Regions from separate parts of the Homo sapiens genome. Here regions 1 and 3 are each linked to region 2. A link is a contact called in ENCODE Hi-C data. All regions are on one chromosome and are shown on one strand. Each heading gives the region's core, a stretch centred on a gene start or an enhancer-like site at or near the end of the contact. The rest is flanking DNA. Distances are from core to core; before and after follow the strand shown. Region 1 holds the start of EIF3M (eukaryotic translation initiation factor 3 subunit M). Region 2 holds the start of PDHX (pyruvate dehydrogenase complex component X). Region 3 holds the start of QSER1 (glutamine and serine rich 1).

What was found. Hi-C counts contacts between places; a loop is a spot of excess contacts on that map. Pooled maps may share reads with other maps.
Region 1: a map of CD4-positive, alpha-beta T cell shows a loop between it and region 2 (6-fold over the local background). The contact joins the promoter of EIF3M here to the promoter of PDHX in region 2. A Hi-C loop is called at or near these places in 3 of 168 maps with a recorded cell type or tissue (CD4-positive, alpha-beta T cell and naive thymus-derived CD4-positive, alpha-beta T cell) and 10 of 50 pooled maps.
Region 3: a map of CD8-positive, alpha-beta T cell shows a loop between it and region 2 (5-fold over the local background). The contact joins the promoter of QSER1 here to the promoter of PDHX in region 2. A Hi-C loop is called at or near these places in 1 of 168 maps with a recorded cell type or tissue (CD8-positive, alpha-beta T cell) and 11 of 50 pooled maps.

The regions. Positions count from the first base shown.
Region 1 is chr11:32,582,153-32,586,195 of GRCh38, forward strand. It overlaps EIF3M (eukaryotic translation initiation factor 3 subunit M), which reads left to right and starts at 1,679. Exons shown (of 11, transcript NM_006360.6): 1 at 1,679-1,777. The coding sequence starts at 1,736. RefSeq lists enhancers at 1,390-2,042, 1,685-1,834 and a silencer at 1,465-1,524.
Region 2 is chr11:34,914,819-34,918,384 of GRCh38, forward strand. It overlaps PDHX (pyruvate dehydrogenase complex component X), which reads left to right and starts at 1,800. Exons shown (of 11, transcript NM_003477.3): 1 at 1,800-1,997. The coding sequence starts at 1,838. It overlaps APIP (APAF1 interacting protein), which reads right to left and starts at 1,561. Exons shown (of 7, transcript NM_015957.4): 1 at 1,410-1,561. The coding sequence starts at 1,466. RefSeq lists silencers at 1,222-1,561, 1,582-1,631 and an enhancer at 1,802-2,101.
Region 3 is chr11:32,890,551-32,894,518 of GRCh38, forward strand. It overlaps QSER1 (glutamine and serine rich 1), which reads left to right and starts at 2,261. Exons shown (of 13, transcript NM_001076786.3): 1 at 2,261-2,784. The coding sequence starts at 2,576. RefSeq lists an enhancer at 612-1,186 and silencers at 1,934-2,553, 2,634-3,033.

The DNA of each region.
Region 1 (4,043 bases), core at 429-2,928, 2.3 Mb before region 2:
TAGTTTCTACTTTCTAGAGTTTTATATAAATGGAATCATACAGTATGATGATTAACTGAACAAAATTATTTTGAATTATTTTGGGATTGTCAACTAAAGAAAAAAAATCAAGCTTTTATTTTAAGAGATGGAGTCTCACTCACTTTGTCACCCAGGCTGAAGAGACTGAAAAAAAAAAAAGATTCATCTGTGTTTTTGCATGTATCAATAATTCATCCTTTTTTGTTGCACAGCAGTATTCCATTAAGCAGATGTATAACAATTTTTTGATCCACTTCATTCATCTATTGATGAACATTTGGGTTGTTTCCTTTTTTTTGGCTATTGAAAATAAAGTGTTAACTTTTTGGAAACTGTCTCCTGAAAAAGCTAAACATAAATTTACTAAATAAGCCACTGATTCCTCTCATAGGTACATACCTAAGAGAAATATACGTACACACAAAATCTTGTGCACTAACGTTCATGGAAACATTATTCATAATAGCCAAAAAATGGAGACAACCCAAGTGTCCACCAACTGATGAACAAATCAACACAATGTGGTATATCCATAACAATGCAATATTATAAGCAATAAATAGGAATATAGGAGGGATACATGGACGAACCTTGAAAACATTATGCTAAATGAAGTAAGTCTGACTTAGGCCACCGTGTATTTTGTGATTCCACTTACATGAAATGTCCAGAAAAGGCAAATTCATAGAGACAAAATGTAGTGTTTGCCAGGGGCTGGAGAGAGGTGGGGCCGGGGGTCTGGGGAGTGATTGCTGATGGGTAGTTTCTTTTGTAGGTGATGAAAATGTTCTAAAATTAAATAGTAGTGATGGTTGTGCAACTCTGAAAATACTAAAAACTACTGAATTGTGTATTTATTTTATGAGACGGAGTCTCGCTCTGTCGCCCAGGCTGGAATGCAGTGGCATGATCTGGGCTTACTGCAACCTCCTTCTCCCAGGTTGAAGTGATTCTCCTGCCTCAGCCTCCCGAGTAGCTGGGATTACAGGCGCGCACCACTATGCCCCGGTAATTTTTGTATTTTTAGTAGAGACGGGGTTTTGCCATGTTGCCCAGGCTGGTCTCCAGTTCCTGACCCCAAGTGATCCGCCCACCTCGGCCTCCCACAGTGCTGGGATTACAGGCGTGAGATCCACTGCGCCCAGCCAAAGCTGCTATTTTTTAAAAGCGGCAATGAACATTCTTGTACAAGTCTTTGTACGGACATACAGTTTGGGTAGAAGAATAGCTGGGTCATATGCTGGGTGGATACTGAACTTTTTCAGAAACTGCCGCTCCTCTGCAAAGTGACTGCACCATTTTATGTTCCCAACAGCAGTACAGGAGAGTTTCAGGTCTACACAAACCCATCCATACTTGGTAAGACCCAACAAGCTTAACATTTCAAGGGAAGGTGGACTTAGGGAGGCGCCAGCGGGAGGCAACATCAATGCAGTTAGCTACACGGGCCTGAAAACTGGAGGCCGCGACAAGCGTCGCTGAGTGGAGGCCCAGTAAGTCCCACCCACTAGGCCAGCCCGAGCGCGTCTGCCACGCCCTGCTGCATTCCGCGGCGAGAGCGCGCGATAGGATTGGCTCTCAAGGCCCCGCCCCAACAGGTCGCCGCTCAGGGTGACCCGGAAGCAGTTGCGCCAGCAGCGTCGCGCGGCCCAGTTCCCTTTTCCGGTCGGCGTGGTCTTGCGAGTGGAGTGTCCGCTGTGCCCGGGCCTGCACCATGAGCGTCCCGGCCTTCATCGACATCAGTGAAGAAGATCAGGTGTGCTTCGGTCTACGGGTGCCGCCACGGTGGGGTGGGGGATGTCCTAGTAGCGCAAGGGACCGCTGCCGAGCCTGGGCCGGGCGGCCGGGGCTGACACCCGCAGCTGTTCTACACGCGAGAATGGGGAGGCCGGTGGCTGGGGCGCGCGTTCCTGGCCTCGATTCGCACCAGCTCGCCGGCCGGCGGTCCCAGCGCGGGGCCCGACGCTTCACCGCCAGCTCCCTGGTCGGCGTCGGGACTCATTTCTGACGACATAGTACTTTTAGACTGATGAGGAATGATGTCTGCTTCCGTCCGTCAAATGCAGCCACATTCGGAGTGGGAGGTGGTGAATCTGTAGTTAGCATAAGCAGGGTAGGGAAAAGTAATTTTGTGCTAAAGATCAAAATGCCGGGCCGGGCGCGGTGGCTCACGCCTTTAATCCCAGCACTTTGGGACGCCGAGGCGGGCAGATCACGAGGTCAGGAGATCGAGACCATCCTGGCTAACACGGTGAAACCCTGTCTCTATTAAAAATACAAAAAAATTACCCGGGCGCGGTGGCACGCGCCTGTAGTCCCAGCTACTGCCGAGGCTGAGGCAAGAGAATCGCTTGAACCCGCGAGGCGGAGTTTGCAGTGAGCCAAGATCGCGCCACTGCACTCCAGCCTGGGCGACAGAGCGAGAGTCCCTCTCAAAAAAAAAAAAAAAAAAAAAGATCAAAACGCCCGTATTACTGTGCGATCACAGGCGAAGACGACCCGTATTTTACACTTGCTTTCTATTCCTACTTGTATGAGGGTGAGAGTTGTTCTGTACCCCGGAAGTATGGTATCAGTTCAGCTCTTAAATTCTGTGAGGCATACACCTGATGGACCATCCTGATATTTTTAAATTTCCCGTTTGGCGTTTGCTCTTTGGTATACAGGGCTGATGGTTCTCATTTTCCCCATAACAAAAGTTTAACCTTATTTGGTAGGAGTTGAACACGACATCGTATTCTTTAAGTTAATTTTGTATTGCTGAAAATTCTTCTGTGAAGTCCTAACTTTGTCGTTTTATTTCTGTTACTCCACTAACACGGAAGTAACTTCCAAATGATTGGATATCATAAACTTCGCATGGAAGTTTACTTGTCTAAGACAACTTACAGAATTGCGGGAGTGAGTTCCCCCTCTCTCCTCCCCCCGCCCCATGGTAGGAATGCAGTTCCGATGCTCTGAAGAGCAAAGTAAGAAGGGAAAATGCAAAAGGCGGAGAAAAGGTCAAGGATGGGGAGGTTAAGCACAGATAGGAAGATATGAAAGACAAAAAGATACCTGATTAGAAATGGAAGCATGTTACCAACAGTTGGCTGTTAGGTTAACTGAGAAAGTGTTTGGAATTTTTTTTTTTTTAACATACAAAGTGAATGGAGGAAGTTCTTGTCATTGATCGTATCTTAAAGTGTCTTTTCTCAGGCTCTGCTTCTGTTCTTGTAACATCAGTATCGCTGTAGACAGTCCTTTCAGGGAAATATGAAATTGCTCAGGATTAGTTTAACTTTGGTGAAATTCTCAGCTTGATTAGAGTTAAATGGAATTCTTTATCTTTTTTTGTTTTCCTTTGCTTATGCTGCTTCCACAACCACTTGTGGCAGTGAGGATGACAGAAAAACAGCAAACGTGGTTCAATAGTTCTTAGAAAAAGTTTGCTGTGTATCTGTTTCCTCCATAGAGAAGCATGAAGCATGATTTCTGGAGGTATTTTTGTTTTCTCTGACATGGTGACAGTTTGTTTTCTTTTTTTAATTTTGCTTATAATACCAACTCTTCTATGAAGTTACTGTGTTCTTGTTACCTGAAAGGATAGTACCGTCAGATCTGCAGGTTTAATACTTTCCTGAGGCAACTAAATATACTTGGGGGTTTAAAAATCTTGATGGCTTTGAATTTTTTTTTTTTGGCTTGGTCTAGAAAATGTAATGCCTGTGCATTTACTAATGGTATCCTTTCATATTCCTGTTGCACATCCTCATTTTATTATCTTTAAAACCAGGCTGAGCACGGTGGCTCACGCCTATAATCTTAGCACTTTGGGAGGCCGAGGCCCGTGGATCACCGGAGGTCAGGTGTTTGAGACCAGCCTGACGAACATGATGAAACCCTGCCTCTACTAAAAATACAAAATTAGCTGGGCATGGTGGCGCATGCCTGTAATCCCTGCTACTTGGGAGGCTGAGGCTGGAGAATCATTTGAACCCCGGAGGCAGAGGTTGCAGTGAGCCGGGATCGCTCCATTGCAC
Region 2 (3,566 bases), core at 550-3,049:
CATGGTGAAACCCAGTCTCTACTAAAAATACAAAAATTAACTGGGTGTGGTGACATGCGCCTGTAATCCCAGCTACTTGGGAGGCTGAGGCAGGAAAATCGCTTGAACCAAGGAGGCAGAAGTTGCAGTGAGCTGAGATCACGCCACTGCACTCCAGCCTGGGCAACAAGAGCAAAACGTGTCAAAAAAAAAAAAAAAAAAAAAAAAAGGTTGGCTCAAATTTTTCATGAACATTGAGTGCAGCAAAAAAAAAACATGCCTGTCCACCAAGCTGTCTGTGGGCCATGTTTGGTTTGAGAATCCTAGTTTATTCTCGGGTCCCTTAAGGCTCTCTTTGATGCTCATTCTGATGACATTACACTAAGATTTACTGATTGAGGGTACGGACACTTCTCCATACACACTTGCCCAGGAACGATCTCCAGTTACCTGTCCTGTCTCCAAGATCTTCTCTCTCTCATCCAATCTTGCCTATGCAGCATTCTATTTTCAGAGTCGTCTTTGCTAATTTGGGGAAGTCACTTATTCAAACAAGAAAGTGGTTGACAAATGTTTAGCAATGAAATCTCCCGCGAGTTACTACTTTTTAATTAGGATTTTCAACCCTAAGAAAGATATAGATAGGAGGAATAAGATAGGGGGAATAAGGAAACTAATTTTGAGGGGTTTCCCTGCCTCTTAGGTGGGGTTTATCATATTGTGCTGAAACTGCTTATTCGTCTAGTTCTCCAGACCCTGGGCCATTTATCTTACGTATCCCTATCTCTGAGCGTGTAGAAGGCGCTCCATAAAACTGTTGGTTTGTGTAAATGACCGAAAACTACATGCAGCGTGAGGGTGGATTTCCCTTTGACTTCGGCTTAAGGAAGAATCGTTCCCATGATCATCCCACAATTCATCTAAACGGAGATAGGCAAGGAGCAACTGCTCAAAGGCAAAGCGCTGGCAGCTGAGGCACAGCTCCGGTTCGGCAAACGTCTCCCGAGTGCCAAACGTCCCCCCAAACGCCTAACTGGTCGTCAGGGCGCAGAAAAGAAGCTTGGGGGGCGCGGTCTTCGCCCCAGCTCCACTTCGGTGCTTCACGATTCCTTCTCTGGCCTGCCTTCCTGATAAATACCCGGTGAGGTCACCTAAACGCTCTCCTCTCTCAGTTATTTGCTTCTTTCCAACGTTTGGCGCCCAGCTCCCGCCATCGGAGCGCCCCGCCCGAGACCACTGATCTCCTGGGGCCTCGCAGCCTTGCTTCCGAACGCCAAGGTCGCGGTGCGCCGGGGTAGCGAACGGCCAGGCCCGAAACCCCGCCCCGCAGCTAAACGCCCGGCCCGCTACCCTGCGCCCAGCTCCAGCCGCCGGGTCCCGCCTGGGCCTCTCCTCCTGGGAATACCGGGCACCGGTGGCCCCGCCCCTACCTGCGCGCCGCATCTCCGGGAACAACAGTCTCCCTCCCGAGCATCACAGCCAGACATGGCCCAGACCAGGGACCCGCGCGGCCTCCAATCTCCGCACGGCTTTGCGCGCGGCGCTTAGCCTGGGATACGGCAGCGAGGCCGCAAATGCAATCAGGCGGCGCTGAGGGCAGCCCGGGGGCGGGGCGAACGGGGCGGGGGCCGGGGTCTGGTAAGGCCCCGCCGGCTGAGATATCCAGCGGCGCACCTGACTTCCCGGGAGGCAAGGCCAACGTGGTTGGAGGCGGGGCTGGGTTGGGGGGCGGGGGTTCAAGTCTGAGAGACCTAAAGGCACCGCTAGCGTCTGGGGGCGTGGCCAACCATGCGGGAGGCGGGGCCTTGATGCTGGACATCAGGCTGTGCTGCGGGCAGCCAGTGAGAAGGCCGTCAAGATGGCGGCCTCCTGGAGGCTGGGCTGTGATCCGCGGCTGCTGCGTTATCTTGTGGGCTTCCCCGGCCGCCGAAGCGTAGGGCTGGTGAAGGGGGCTCTTGGGTGGTCTGTAAGCCGCGGAGCTAATTGGAGATGGTTTCACAGCACGCAGTGGCTTCGGGGTGAGTGGCCGGGGCTCGCTCAGCTTCTCTGTGTAGCTGAGTGATGGGCCTGGGACAGGGGCAGTTATGATTGAGGGCCTGCTTTTGGGTGTGAAGGTGCGCGGGCTCCTTATTCCCTTTCCTCTTTCTCCGGTTGGGGTCCGCCGACTTGGCCTAATGCATGCTGTGAAGGGCTTTCTTGGCAGCTGAGAGAACTCGACTCTGCCCTAGGCCCCCTGGTTTGTATGGCTTTGTGACCTTGCCTTGGAATTTGGGTTATTTGTGAGGCGCAGAGAGGGTTCCCAAACTCTCCTCCCTCAGCCCCCTTTCCAATCAAGGCTCAGGTTTCTTTAGGGTTGTCAAACGTCTCGGACGAGAAAAAGCTGCCCAAGGTTGCCGAGATTGAAAAGCCACTGTTGGGAGTTCTTACTTATTCTCTAGGCCTCTCTCTGTTAGGAGGTGTTTTCATTGAGGCCAGTCGAGTTTTACCCCACGCCATGACTCGTGGAAGACTTAAATTTGTAAATTCCTACGGCATCACGATAGACAAAGGTCCAGGAGAATGTTTCAAGCAAATATTCGCTTGAAAGAGCAAACATTTAGGAGATAAATCATACCAAAAATTTATTATAGAAAATTGTTGTTTAGTAATGATATTGATGCAGTTAACACAATTCTTGCAGTATTTAACAGTATGCAAAATGGCAGGCCGGGTATTATTTTTCCTTATTTTGGGAGAAGGTTGGAGGGAGGCGGGGATGGAGAATAGGACTGACGTTTTTTAGTGTGACGTATTACCTGCCAATCATCGTTCCTGGCACTCTACAGAATGAATTTTAATTTAAATAGGTCTAGTAGACGTTGCCTTCATATTCTGAGCTACCTTAGGCTCAGAAAAAAAAAATCACACAAAGTCATATGGTAAGATGAGTGTATTGGGGTTCCTAAAGGTTCCTTAATGGGAACAATTTATTTCATTTTTGGTGTAATGTTTCATAACATATTCCTTGGAGCAGAGGTGCTTTAACAGTGTGTGCAGAATTCCTTCTCTTCCCTCCTCCAAGTTTGTTGAAATTAAACTTTTTTCCAGCTCCTAGAGATTCGGTCTGGTCTGGTGTGGGGCTCAGGAATCTGCATTTTACAAATGTTGGATGAGTTTTGATGTTTTATTTTGACATTTAATGGAATGAGCTTTGAGACTCACTGCCTTAGAAAATCATGGAATATTAAAAGTTTAGTATTGGATATAATCTAGGAAGAGTGCTCTTAATCTTGTTTATCAAGCAGATCCTTTTGAGAATCTTTGAAAATGTTACAGACTCTCTGTACAGAGGAAGTACCATAAATGGTCACACACAAAAATGTGCACGTAGTGGCTCACGCCTGTAATCCCAGCACTTTGGGAGGCGAAGCTGGAAGATTGCTAGAGCCCAGGAGTTGGAGACCAGCCCGGGCAACAAAGTGAGACCCCCGTCTCTACTTAAAAAAAAAAAAAGAAAGAAAAAAAGCCAGGCGTGCTGGCATCCCAGCTACTCCAGGGGCTGAGGCAGGAGGATCCGTTGAACCCAGGAGTTAGACGTTTCATTGAGC
Region 3 (3,968 bases), core at 1,011-3,510, 2.0 Mb before region 2:
ACAAACAAAAACACGGGACCAACAATGCTCATTCTAGAGTTTGACATTACCTAGATCAGACTTGAAGCAGCTTGGTTACGAATCATTTGAGAGATCCCGAAACGTTCACAGAGCTGGAAGTATATTTTCAGTAGGGAAGAAGACATTCTTCAGATAGTATCATCAAGTGTACAAAATTTTTAAAAGATTTATTTACATATATCAAAGCATCACATTGTACCCCATAAATGTATGCAATTATGATTTGTCAATTAAAAATAGTATTGATAAAAAATGTAATGATGTTATTTGTAGACATGTAACATTTGAAAATAAATATAATTGTACTGATTTAGAGTGAACTAAGGAAATTTCATTTAAATGGCAAAGGAACATATGGTGACAGAGTAATATTACTAAAAATACTCACTAGAATTTTCCCTTAATATCTTTCCCTGATTTATGTGACATAAACAAACTACATAATGGTGTGAGGGACTATAAAGGTTTTATTGCCACTTGTTTGGTATTGCCTGCGTAACTCACTCTGAGTGCCAGTTGTGGGTATCTCAAACTAAGTGTCATAAAACATTTATAGCATGCCACTCCATTTCCTATACTTTTCATAGAGACAAAACTTTAGCGCTCACAAAAGTACTTATAAATATAATAGCTAGTTGTGAAAACTTTTTAATTTAGATCCCACATTTCCAGTTTGCAGGAAGAAAAATAAATGTAATGAAGATTTACGTTACTTCTCTGCATGAACTCAGATTAGTTCGCAAATTCCTTTTCAAAGAAAAACCACTTTTCAAAGATATCCTCAGTAAATGCATTTTGTAATTAACATAAAATTGGCAAAGTCGCTGTGCCTACACGTTTGAATTCATGTGTAAATAACGACTACTCACTTCCTTGCTTCCCCACCCGGGGACCAGGCTCCAAGCATCACAGGTGCAGAAAGACTTGCAAAAAGGAATGAATAGGAACAAAAGGATGTAGGCGCCAGGAGGAAAACAGGATCTTCCAGAACAAAATTAATCTCGCAAGGCATAGCAGATCCAACACCAGATTATTACCAAAGTTTAAACTTTTTCAATGGTCATCAGAGATAGCGTATCAAGTTTATTAGGTCTTTCACTACGGCTGATTTGCTTAAACCTTTATGTTATGCTTATCTTGAGGGATAGATTTCTGTGCTAAGCACATAATAGGTGTTAAACCAATATTGATTTTTAAAAGGAGGTGGTCATTAAATAGAAATTTTACTGTTATTTTAACCTTTAAATTTATGGCCCAAGGGCCAAACGATGATTTGTACGATTCCCTAGTTTCAATACTTGTGAGTTATTACAAGAAATACAACTCTGCTATGCAACAGAAGAACCGCAAATAGTCATTAAATTACCGCACACCAAGCAGCTTGGAGATCAGATAGGAAATGTTTGGGGAGAGAGTCCTGCTGAAGTTCCAAGTCTCAAACAAAACCCCTCAACATCAGAGTGCATGGTGAGTTTAAATTTATTGTAATTAAAGTCATCCAGATGGTAGTTGGATTAATCAATGAAGAGGTGGTTATCTATCTTGGGATAGAAGATTCTGAAACCCAGAGCGAGAAAAATCCCCAAGGTGGGGGTGGGGACAGTTAATAAGAGCCCTTGGGAAAGGCCCTTTCAGCGAGGATTGGAAAATAATACGTTTGAATTTGAATCTCTTTGAATATAAATCTCCCCTAACAGCAGGAAAAGGGTCCTCTAGCCCAGCAAGCTTTGGGGAGGGAGTAAGCGGAACTGCAAAAGAGCTCGCTCAGCTGTTTCTGGATTGGGGCGCAGAGAAAGAAATCGCGATCAGGGAACTGAGTACTGGAGTCCCTCAAAATAACCCGAAGGGTCAAATAGTGAGCTCCAAGCAAAGCGTTGACCCGGCTACCCCTGAGCAGCGCCCTACGCTGGGTTCCACTCCACTTCCCCTCCCCCGCGCGGGGCGATAGCCAGGCGCGGTCCCTTCCCACGCGGGCCGCGGCGAGTGCGGACAGCTCCCTTCCGGGCTGCGGAAGGCGGGAAGTCTGCGGTTCGCGGGCTCCGGCTGGCGGGCGCCCCTCGGAGTCCCTGAAGTCGGCCGGGCCCCGCAGGACCCGCGCCTTCTCGGCCCCAACTGTCCCTCGCGAAGCGTCCTGCGGTGGCGGAGGCCTCGCGGCCGCCCGCCAGCCCCGCGAGCGGCAAGCGCGGGGCTCAGAGGGGAGGCGGGGCAAGGCCGCGGGGCGGAGGGGGGCGGGAGGTGCATCCTGGGAAATCCACCAACATGGGGCGCAGCGGCCGCCGCCGCCGCCGCCGTCGCCGCGAGTCCCGGCCGCGGGTGCCTCCGCTTCCCTGACGCCCAGCTGGGGCCTCGCCGCCCGCCGCGGCCCGGGTCTTTGCGGCCCAGACTCGCCAGCGCGCCCTTCTCCCGCCTGCTCGCCGGGGCCATGTGAGGGGGCAGCTCCCTCCACCGCCGCCGCCCCCTCTTCCTCCCCCGCCCCCTCTCCCTGCCCGCCCCCGTCACACGGAGCCCTGGAGGATCCCCCGCTGCTGCCCGCCCTCCCTACGCCACCCCCACGATGGACAGGAACTACGCGACCTCGGGCTTCACCGAGCCGCCGCCGCCGCCGCCGCCCGCGCCCCCCGCCGCCCCCGTCCCCGCCAGCGCCGCTGCGCAGCCCCCCGCCCCAGCCTGGGCGTACGAACCCCGAGCCGCCGCCGCCGCCGCCAGCAGCAGCTGCAGCAGTGGCAGCTGCAGTAGCGGCAGCAGCCCCAGCCTCAAGGCCAGGTAGGGAGGGTGGGCGGCGGGGTCGCGGTGGACCAGGAAAGGCCGGGGATGCGTTTGGGGCCTTCGCTCGGTTGCAGCGCCGCCCAGAGGTCTGGGCCGGGCGGGGAGCCCTCCGCTCGCCCTCGGCCAGCTCGGGGGAGGCGGCTGATGACTCCTACGGGGTGGTCGCGGGTAGGTGGGGGCGCCCGGTGCAGGATTCGCGCCTGGGGACGGCGGGTGAAGGAATAGCTGGGCGGGAGTCGTGGGGCTCCGTCACCTCTTGGGTCCTGGGCTCTCACATGGTGAAGTTTGGGCTCGTGGCTGAACTCGGGATCTGTGAGACCCAGGATTGGCGCCGGGGGTCCGAAGGGGGCGCCGGAGAGTTTGGGGCAGTGGCGATCCATTGTATTGGAACCTGGGTGGCCGACAATGCGGTCTTGGGGACTCCGGCGTGTGAGGGTTGCGGAGGCGGGAGAGGAAGAGTCGCGGAACCGCGTCCCGGAGACACTGGGGGGCCCGGGAGGGCTGGGCTACGGGAGAATCCCCGGGGCGCAGGGCAGAAGAGGGGGCCCGGCAGGGCGCGAACGCGGCTCCAGGGCCGGGTGACATATGTTTGCGCTGGTGGCCAAGATTTAGGCGATTTTTCTTCCACGCGTTCAAAGTTGCTCTTAGGTTTCCTCCCCTTTTAACAACAGCAGGAAGTAAGGAATCTTTCTTTGCCTTCTATGCCTCGGGGTGACTGAGAGTTGGGAAGAAATGGGGCGGGGGTTGGGGTGGGGGTAGTGAAGGCCGTAAAGGTTGAAGAACCAAAGCATGCTTCTCCATCTCGGCCTTTAAGGTCCGGGTGCATTATGTAGCGTGGGGTTCAAGAGTTCATCTTGCATGACCAAGGGAATCTAAAATTTTGACTCCTACTTGATATTTAAGCTCGCGGGAAATGTGTAGTAGTGCCACACTGTGAAACGGTCCCATTTGAATGATAACTGGAAGGCGTGGTCTGGTTTGGAGAATTGGTGAGCGGGGTGTTTTAAAGCCACCTCTCCCGAACAATACAGAATCTGGTAGGTGCAGCTTCTGATTACATGGACCAGGGAATCCTGGGTTGCTAATGACTTCATCCTCAGCTACCAACAGGAAGCTTCGTGGCTTTATGATCTCATCAGATTTCTTCATTATTTTTCACGACAGAAGTGAACTTTTGTTTT